Linked DNA regions of Homo sapiens: region 2 is linked to region 1. The links are chromatin loops, found by intact Hi-C in ENCODE. Cell type or tissue: ascending aorta. All regions are shown on one strand. Links, peaks and the distances in the headings refer to the core of each region. The heading gives the core; the rest is flanking DNA. Region 1 has its middle 660 kb from the start of SLITRK1. Region 2 has its middle 810 kb from the start of SLITRK1.

Region 1 (5,391 bases), core at 196-5,195:
CTTCAATTATCATTATTTGTGATTTATTCCTGGTTCTGTGCTTTTTAGTTTCTGAATTAAATTGAGTAATGGAAGTAAATTCTACTTTGTATAGTATCTTGCAAGTCAGAGGGAAAATCTGAACCACCATTGAAATATAAAAAATTCAGTGGAGATAGTTTTCTTGATATAATTTGGCAAAGGTTAGAGGTTCATTTTACTCTAACATATTCTTTCTGTGAGGAACAACATTTCCTTGGAGAGGACATAGGTTTATTTCAGTTTCAGAAATAACTACCCTACAGAGTAACAATTTACAGATTTACAAGTTTAAACAGTAAAAAATAATAAGCTAGCTAAATTACCCATTGGAGTAAACTCTTCCAAAATTTAGGAACATATTATCTATAAAGCACAAAGTTAACTTTAAAATGTTTAAGGCCCATGATAGTGCTCAATATGTTACAATCAAGAAACTATTAAAATCTCTCAGTCAGTTGATACCACATTGCTGAGTGAATGAATCATGCACAATTTCCTGCAAGCTAATAAAAGAACATTCCAATTTCCACATGGAAGCAAGTTTTCTTAGAAGATGTAACTTTTTTGTGTTGTAAGGATTAACTGCCTGAAGAATTTGTGTTTTAGGAAACTCCAAATTTTTTTTTACAGTTTGTCAATATTAATTCATTTGGGGAAATTGATGAGGAGATCTTTACCGATATTTTAAGTTAGATATTGGTCTACTTGTCTGTTGCAGCTTAAAAAGTTAATACCAAAATTTAATGACTTAAAGAAACATTTATTTTACTAATGAATATGCAATCCTGGAAGAACTCAGTAGGGATGGCTTATCATTGCTCTATTCTGCAAAAGCTAGAGGCCTCAAAGGCCAGAGACTGGAAATATCTAATCACTTGGGCAGGGATTTGGTGTTGTCAGTAGGGACATTAGCTGAGACTGTCATTGAAACACCTTTATGAGGCTTCTCAATGTAGCCTCAAAACTTTTACAATATGTTGACTGGCTTTCAAAGCAAACTATACCAAGAAATGAAAGAATGATGAAGATAAAACTATTAAATATAAAGGAACTCAAAATTGCTAGGATAGAAAAGTGAACTCTAACACAATTCCTGCCTTTCAAAAAGGCAAATGATGCTATAGTTAAGAAATTACTTTCATATAAAACCAAATCCAAGGCCTTGCTCCCTCCCCTTGATTTGGGTGGTACAGAAAAATGAAGCCAAGGTTATTATTCAAAAACCTGTAGCCAGTAACTCAGAAATATTTAAGGCAGTGGTTTATAGACTGTTTTACATATACAAAAGACTTTCCAACAGACAAAAGGCCCTCTGAGAATCATAGGGCTGTTCTTTGCAAATCCTCTCTTTTAAATAATAAAGCTCCTTTGAATTTAAGGACATTGCCATACAGTAGTTTAACAGGGATGTAAACAAGAAGGGACTTATTTCAAAGAGTTCAGTGGAAATGACTTATGTCTAATGTAATTGCTAGGGGTGGACGAGGGCATCAGCAAACTATAAACAAAAGGCCAGATCAAGCTCACTGAATATTTCTGCAGGTAAAAATTCATTCACACACTGCCACATACCTTCATTTACATATTGTTTATGGTTGTTTTCATGCTACAACCACAGAGCTGAATAATTGTGTCAGAGAACATATGGCTGCAAAAAGAGAAATATTTCTTTTCTGACCTTTACAGAAAAAAATGCTAACTCCTTTTACAGATTATTTACTCATTCATAAACAACTCAAATAGCTTTCAAATGAATTGTATTAGTTGGACTTAACAGGACCAGGACAGCTCAAAATGGGGAGAAGCTTTTGGACTCTCATATTTCTGTGGGCAACAAGAAGGATGATAAAAATACTGAACTACAAATTGGGGGTAACTTTTATATAAAATAAAGAATAACTGAGATGGTAAAAGAGAGGTCCAGAGGGTTGAGTCAAGAATTTGGAGAATATTTCCAAAGCTATAATTCTCCATAGCGCTATACTGTAATCAAGGAACTGACAGCATATGTCTGGATTTTAGGATTGTCATGGCCAAGTCACTGACTATAGTGTTCCTGCTATATTTCTCCTTTATGCTGGGAAGTATCTATGGCAGATATCCTATACCTAGTCCAACAGCATATGTTGGGATGCATGTGGAAAAATACATGTCTTGTTATACTGCTTGTTTTCTGAATGAGAAGGTTGATAACTGAAAGAGTTACACTGAGATATGATACTAGACTGAAAAGAATCATCTACACCTGGACCTGATTTAGATACCAAAATCTTCAAGCCTCTAGGCTAATCCAATGTTGTCACAGGATAAGACTTTGATGGGTTTGGGAACAATGGTGAGGGTATTTTGCAAATAAGAGAAATTTTTTTGTTTGTTTGTTTGTTTTTTGTTTTGTTTTTTTTTTTTTTGGTGAGGCCAGAAGACAATGTGACTGATATGGTGTGAATGTGTTCTCCAAAGTTTGTGCATTGGGAACTTAATCTCCAATGCAACAGTGGTGGAAGGTGGGCCTAATAAAAGGTAATTAAGTTATGAGGGACCTGCTCTCATTAGTGGGTTAATGTCATTATTGCAGAAGTTGGTTTGTTATCATGAGAGTGGGTTTGTTAAAAAAGTGAGTTTGGCTGCCTCTCGCTTGCTTGTGTTCTCTTGCCCTTCCTTCTGTTTTCCACCATTGGATGTTGTAGCAAGATGGTCCTCACCAGACGGACCTTGGACTTCCAGCCCTCCAGAAGTATAAGAAATAAACTTTTTTTTTTTTTATGAATTACCTAGTCTCAGGTATTCTGGTATAGCAGCACAAAATTGACCAAGACATTGGCAAATTTAATTTTCAAAAATATTTTCAATTGCACATGCTTTTCCAGCCCCTGCCACAGTTTACTGAGAAAATGGAATCCATGTCCTCTATTTTTGAATATGGATGGGCCTTTGTAGCTACTTCTATAAACAGAATATTTTGGAAATAACACTGTGTTTTTCTATGCTAGATCATAAAAGATGATACAGGCCTTCACCACTTGCCCTGACTCCAGACTTGAAGAGCCCTCACAATAGCTTACACTATTTTCATGGATGTAAAGCACTAGTTGTCACCAGCACCTCTCCCACTGACTGAAGAGAGACTACTTTGCTCATACTCTCACCAGACCGAACACATGGGGGTTCCACCTTATCCAGGGACTGTCAGACAGAAGCCCAAAAAGGGGACTCTGGCCAATGGGATACTGGAAAATTATTTGATATCCCCTTTTCTCAAGATAGATTATTCCAGCACAGAATGATTTCATGCATCTTCTATGGAGATGTTTCAAGTGATTAGGCTAACAGATTTGAATTATTGCAAAGCAATGTCTAGCTCAGTAACATTATTTTCTTATTTGCGCTCTCCCATTCCTTCTTTAGTTACCTGTTTCCTTTCCCTCTTATTCTCTGTTTTGCAACACCTGGAGAAAGTGTTAGCACATAAGCTTTTCATTTAGAATCTGTTTCTTAGAGAATGCAAGGAATGAATAATCCTGGCTAAGAAAATATCCTTGTCTTCAGAAGGCTAAAATTAGATTGATTAGCTGTATGTATGTATGTGTATGTGTATGCATAAACTCATATCGCTAAAATTATATTAATTTTCTACATATGTGTGGGGAGAGAGAATAGTCAGGAAATATTGACCTGGAATAAAACTACTTAAGTCCAAATCCCTACACTGTCTTTTAGACTCTGTGTAATCTCCTGACCCAGTTTCCCTTTGGTTAAAAAATGATAATCATAATTTTTCATTTGGGACTCATAGAACACTGGCTGCAATAGAGGAAGCTCTTAGAAATTTTTATAATTCATTTATTATTATTATTATCATTATTTTTATGGAAAAATCATATTCTACATGCAGGTTTCAAATACAGCAATAAAATTTATAAGGTTATTTTTAGAATATAACACTTTAAAAAAGTAATGGCATTGCATTAGTTATAGATATGTTAACTGTTACATTAAATTAATCATGAGCTAAATACATTCATGTATACATTAACCTACTTGAAATCACGTAATATGCAGATTGAATTAACTAACATATTTTTTAATAATGTGCTTGTCTGTATTATATCTTTCATGGGTTTATTAAACTGCATAAATCAGCATTAAGGATAAACATATATTTAGTTATACAGTTAGGCAATGCTACTAATTTTAGCTGTGAAAATGGATTTTATTTCAAATTATTTCAATTCAATACTTTCTATATACAATGTACAAACCCAAAACTAAATTATCTTTCATTTACTAACAAGAATTTTATTGAAGTTTTTTTCTTCTGTGGCCATGTTATAAAAATAAGTTAGCAGTTTTTATACTATTTTTAAATATTTGATAATCTTATTACTACTCTTTCATTCTTCTTTCATTCAGCTTAAATTATGCTACAACAAATGACCCTACTACAGCAGTGGCTTGTGAAATAAAAGCTTATTTCTCACTCAAGTTACATGTCTACTGAGTGTCAAGAATGTCTCTGTTTTGTGTGTTTACTCTGAATATTAGTTTAACGGAAAAGCCCCAATTTGGTCCAGACTGATCTCGTGGCAAAGAGAAAATAACTTGGCAAAAGTAAACTTGACTTATAAAAAGCACACATCATGTGTGCTCACATGTAATTGACCAAAGCAAGTCACATGACCACTTCCTAGTTCAACAGAAAACACACCTGCAACCCTCAAGTCACATGACCATATTTAATTTCAATAAGCTTGAATACAGTGTGAGGCAAAACATATTTTCACGATCATATCATTTATATGTTATTTCTTTTCTCCACACAAAATTCATGCAACCCCTTTTCAAGGGATACAAGATAAAAGTCACATAAAAATTCTGTATAGTCTTAAGAGTCCAGAATCTCATGATTAGATATAGATGTATCTCTATGGAACTAACTCTATAATGAGAGAAAGAATATATCAAGCAGGAATCATGAAAGTATGAATTACCTACCACTCCCTTCCTTTCAGGCCTCAGTTTCAAATACCTTTGTGAAGTTTCTCTTTCTGTATATGCGAAGGTGGCAATGATAACAGGCTGAACATACAGTTGCACCACTCTGTGATCTAGCTGGGCTGAGTCACATTCAGTGGCTTATTTTGAGACAGGTTTCTAAATAGAAGCTTACAGAAATAAGATCCACTGTCCTAGCCCCCAGCTCTTTTCATCCCATTGGCTCTAAGTTTTCAGTTGATGTCAGAGATGGTATCAGAGACAAATCGTTTAATATTAAAAGACCCCATCTTCATGATACCTAGAAATATAAATGGCACCCATTTTATTTCCTAAATATTTTCACACTGTAAAACACACACTAAATACACCCTTCTA
Region 2 (5,391 bases), core at 119-5,118, 140 kb before region 1:
TCTACTCAGTCTGACAACAATAAGAAAAAAAAATTTTTAAAATGAAGAAATCCTCTGAGAAATATGAGATTAAGTTAGGAGATTAAATTTATGATTTATTGACATTCCTGAGAGAGAAAGAATGAGAACACGAGATTTGGAAAACATATTTGAGGATCTGGTCCAAAAAAAGGTCCCCAATCTTGCCAGAAATTGTCAATCTTGACATGCAAATTCAAGAAAAAATGGAGAACCCTTGTGAGACAGTATCCAACATGGCCATCCCAACATCACACAGTTATCATATTAAACAAGGACAGCATGAAATAAAAAATCTTAGAGACAACTAGAGAGAAGGGGCAGGTCACATAAAAAGGGAACCAAATCAGGCTAGATGCAAACCTCTCAGCAGAAATCTTACAAGCCAGAAGAGACTGGGGCTTATTTGCAGCATCCTTAAAGAAAAGACATTCCAATGTAGAATTTCATATCCCATCAAACTAAACTTCATACATGACTGGGAGTAAAATCTTTCTGAGATAAGCAAAGGCTAAAGGAATTTGATATAACTAGATCAGCTTTACCAGAGGTCTTTGAGGGAGTGCTAAACAGGGAAATGAAAAAATGACACATGCTACCACAAAAATACACTTAATTGTAGAGCCCACAGACACTATAAAGCAACTACACAATCAAGACTACAAAACTACTAGATAACAACATGATGACAAATCAAAATCTCACATGTTATTTTCAAGCTTGAATATAAGTGGTCTAAATGTCCCACTTAAAGGCATAGAGTGACAAGCTGGATTAAAAGACATGACCTAAATATTTGTTGTCTTCAAGAGACCCATGTCATATGTAATGATACCCACAGGCTCAAAGGAAAGGGATGGAGAAAGACCTGCCATACAAAGGGAAAACAAAATGGAGCAGGGTTTGCTACTTTTATATCAGATAAAACAGAATTTAAACTAACAACTTTAGGAAGTACAAAGAAGAGCATTATATAGGAATAAAGGGTTCAATTTTAAAAGAAAGGTTAACTATTCTATATATATATATATATATATATATATATATATATATATATATATATATTTGCATTCAACATTGCAGCAACAGGATTCATAAACCAAGTTCTTCTTGACCTACAAAAAGATATAGACAGCCACACAACAATAGGGGGAGATTTAAACACCTCACTGACAATGTTAGACAGATCACTGAGGCAGAAAACTAACGAAAAATTTCTGGACTTAATCTCAACCCTTGATCAACTGGATCTAATAGACTTCTATGGAATACTGCATGAAACTTGCACAGAATATAAATCATTCTCACCTGCACATGGAACATATTATATGTTCAACCATTGAACATAAGCAATTCTCAATAAATATAAAAAATTGAAGTTATCCAAATCAAAGTCTGAGACCACAAGGCATTCAAAATAGAAATCAATATCAGGAAGCTCTCTCAAAACTACACAAATACAAGAAAATTAAACAACTTGCTCCTGAATAATTTAAATGAACAACAAAATTAAAGCAAAAATTTAAAAAAATTAAAATTAATGAAATCAAAGGCACAACTTACCAGAATATTTGGGATGCAGTACAAGAAGTGTTAAGAGGAAAGTTTACAAAGTTAAATGCCTTCATCAAGAAGTTAAAAAAATCTCAAGTTAACTATCTACTACTGCATTTAAAGGAACTAGAAAAAGAAAGAGAAAACTTTGTCCAGGCCTGATGGCTCATGGCTCATGCCTATATTCCCAACACTTTGGAGTACCAAAGCTGGAGGATCACTTGAGCCCATGAGTTCGAGACCAACCTGGGAAGCATATAAAGACCCTATCTCAACAAAAAATATATAAATTAGCTGGGTGTGGTGGTTTACACCTATAGTCCCAGCTACTTGGGAGGCTGAGGTAGGAAGATCACTTGAGTCTGGGAAGGTCAAGATTGGTCAAGGTCACTGAAGTGAGCTATGATCATGTCACTTACTACAGCCTGACTGACAGAGACCCTGTCAAAAAAGAAAACAAACAAACAAACAAACGAAAAACAAAAACGCCCCCAACCCTCACCCCGCCAAAAGAACCCAGTCCAAACACCAGCAGCATAAAATAAATAGCTAAAATTAGATAAGAACTGAATGAAATTTAAACACAAAAATCCATAAGGTAGATCAAAGAAATCAAGGGTTTCTTCTTCAAAAGAGTAAATAAGATTGATAGACTGCTAGCTACACTAACAAAGAAAAAGAGAAGATCCAAATAAATATAAATGACAAAGGTGACATTACACCTGATCCAACAGAAATACAAGAGATCCTCAGAGATAATTATGAACAAATAAAAATGTATACTATTAATACAAACTAGAAAATTTAGAAGAAATGAATACATTCCTGAAAACACACAACCTCCTAAGACTGAACTAGGAAGAAAGTAACGACTGAATAGACCAATAACAAACTCTGAAATTCAATCAAAGAAAATTTACCAGCTTTAAAAAGTCCAGGACCAGACGGATTCACAGGCAAATTCTACCACATACACAAAGAAGACTGGTACCAATTCTAGTGAAACTTTCAAAACAATGTAATAGGAGGAGTTCCTGCCTTACTCATTCTATGAAGCTAGCTTAAGCTAAATACCCAAGTCTGGCAGAGATATGACCCAAAAAAGACAACTTCAGAACAATATTCCTGATGAACATAAGCGCCAAAATCCTCAATAAAACACCAGCAAACGGAAACCAGCATTACATCAAAAAGTTAATTCATCATAATCAAGTAGGATTTATTCCTGGGATACAAGGTTGGTTCAACATGTTGACATTAATAAGTGTGATTCACCACATAAACAGAATTCAATACAAAAGCCATATGATCATTTCAATAGATGCAGAAAAAGCTTTCAATAAAATATGACATCCCTTCATGATAAAAACCCTTTACAGACTAGGCACCAAAAGAGCATACCTCAAAATACCAAGAGCCATCTATGACAAACCCACAACCAACATCATACTGAATGGGCAAAAGCTGGAGGCATTCCCCTTGAGAACTTGAAAAAGACAAGGATACCCACTCTCACTACTTTTATTCAACATAGTATTGGAAGTCCTAGCCAGGGAAATTAGGCAGGAGAAACAAATAAAATGCATTCAGATAGGAAAAGAAGAAGTCAAACTATCTCTCTTAGCAGATGATATGTCATTCTATACCTAGAAAACCCTAAAAACTCAGCCAAAATGGGCCTGGAACTGCTAAACAACTTCAGTAGAGTTTCAGAATACAAAATCAATGCACAACAACCAGTAGCATTTCTATACACGAATAATGTTCAAGCTGACAGTCAAATCAAGAATACAATCTCATTTACAATAGTCAGCAAAAAATGAAATACCTAGGAATACAGCTAACCAAGGAGGTGAAAGATTTCTACAAAGAGAAATATAAAACATTGCTGAAAGAAATCGGGGATAACACAAACAAATGAAAAACATTCCATGCTCATGGATTGGAAGAATCAATATTGCATGACTTTTATGTAGTAAGTATAACAGGTTCATTTTGTATATTTAAATGCAATACTTTATATTTATATGTCATAATAAAATAATTTGCATAGATTCAGGGGATTTATTTCAATTGGTAAAATTTTCATACCTTACAAGATTCAGTACTTGCTATTTCCACCACTAAACATCTGAGAGTGCTTTCCAATGTCCTTGGTATTGTATTAAGTATTGTATAAATTAACATTATAAATGCTTCAAAGTTATTGAAGCATTTCGTAGACAGTTGTCCACGAAAATAATGCAGTTATAGTTAAAGCTTTTTGTTTAACCTTATACAACAATTTAGAAAGTTAATCCTATGATGTGGAAACTTACCAGTCTATTTCTATACTTAACTTGGCCACCCTTAGGTAAATACAATTTTCATTGTCTCTTTCCTCCTACCAGATAAACTAAGAATCTTTGAAAGCCTTAACTCTATTCACACCCTTGTGTTTTACTATCTACTCTTTACAGTTTTTAAAATCTACTTTTACTTAAAATTTTATGACTCTCATTGTAGGCATTTCAGTTGTGCTTCAATTTACCTGCATAATTGACAATATCTTTTCTAACTGTTACTGTTAGCAGTTTATTCTTTTAAATTTAATTTCTTTCTATCTGAAGTATGAACTTTATAATCTGTTTTGTAAGGGCATGCTTTTTTAAAATTATCTCTTTCATTATTTTACCTAAAAATGTTTTTTCCCCAATATGCAGTCCTACTTAAGTGAATAAAAACAGTTTGTGTTGCAGATTTTTCTTCCAACATTTTAAAGATATTATGCTGTATGAATTGTTTATTTGAAGCATCTGCTCTCAGTATACTAATTACTTTTCTTCACAACTTACTTTAACACATTCAATTTGTCATTGGAGTTATGTTTCCTTATTACTTTAGGAATTTGTTGGAATTCTTAAATCTAAGTTCATTTCTTTACTAAATTTTGCAAAAATTCTTGGTCATTATGACTTCATTATTTCCCCCATTCTTTACTTTTCTTGCCTTCTAGGAGTCCTATGATCTATCATTTTGTCATATTCTGTATGTCTCTTATTCTCCTTTATATTTTTATATCATTCCGACATATATATATATGTATATATATATATATATATATCTCAGAGGAATTATATATAATTTTAAGGATATACTTCAGTACACAAATTCTATTAGCAGCTGTGTTAATTTGTTTTATACCCATCATTGAGCTTAGGTTTTAATTAAATTAGTGTTCATTCTAATTGCTAGAATTTCCATTTTTCCAGTTTTGCCTTTCTTAAACACATCTGATAAGACTTTGTTCATTTGAGATTATACCATTGTAACTTAATCAAGGTAAACATGCTTATATTCTTTTATCCTGTATTTTAAATAATTAAACTTTCTGTAAGCCTACCTTTGCCACTTACTCTCTCTGCTGATTTTCATGATAGATTATTTCCTTTTGAGGATTATAATTTATAATTAACAGTTTATATTCAGTATGGCTTTATCTGTGGAAATCTTTGTGCCTGATACAAGGGTGTGTCCCTCCAAAGACATTTTTGTCTCAGTTTCTGTTTGATTACCTAGGTGTTATCAACAAAAATTGGCGTTAGTATATATTTTGTTGCTTGGAATTAACCGAACCATTCATCTTTAAAATGAAAACCTCAAAACTACCTCTATTAGTCTGTTCTCATGTTGCTGCTAAAGACATACCCAAGACTTGGTAATTTATAAAGGAAAAAGTTTTAATTGACTCACAGTTCTACATGGCCGGGGAGGCCCAGCAATCATGGCAGAAGGTGAAGAAAGAGCAAAGTCACATCTTACATGGTGACAGGCAATAGA

Evidence for each region. Hi-C counts contacts between places; a loop is a spot of excess contacts. Peaks named below come from ENCODE experiments on the same cell type or tissue, not always from the same donor. Only the 100,000 strongest peaks of a DNase experiment are listed, where the experiment ranks them.
Region 2: it touches region 1 in a loop (4-fold over the local background); 4 of 110 quality-filtered maps call a loop at or near these places.

Annotation. Positions count from the first base shown.
Region 1 is chr13:83,215,325-83,220,715 of GRCh38, forward strand. No RefSeq gene overlaps it. Among named protein-coding and RNA genes, the nearest start is that of SLITRK1, 660 kb to the right of the region's middle. In ascending aorta, for the core only: no CTCF peak of the experiment used is centred there; no DNase peak of the experiment used is centred there; H3K27ac peaks cover 539 bases.
Region 2 is chr13:83,074,321-83,079,711 of GRCh38, forward strand. No RefSeq gene overlaps it. Among named protein-coding and RNA genes, the nearest start is that of SLITRK1, 810 kb to the right of the region's middle. In ascending aorta, for the core only: no CTCF peak of the experiment used is centred there; no DNase peak of the experiment used is centred there.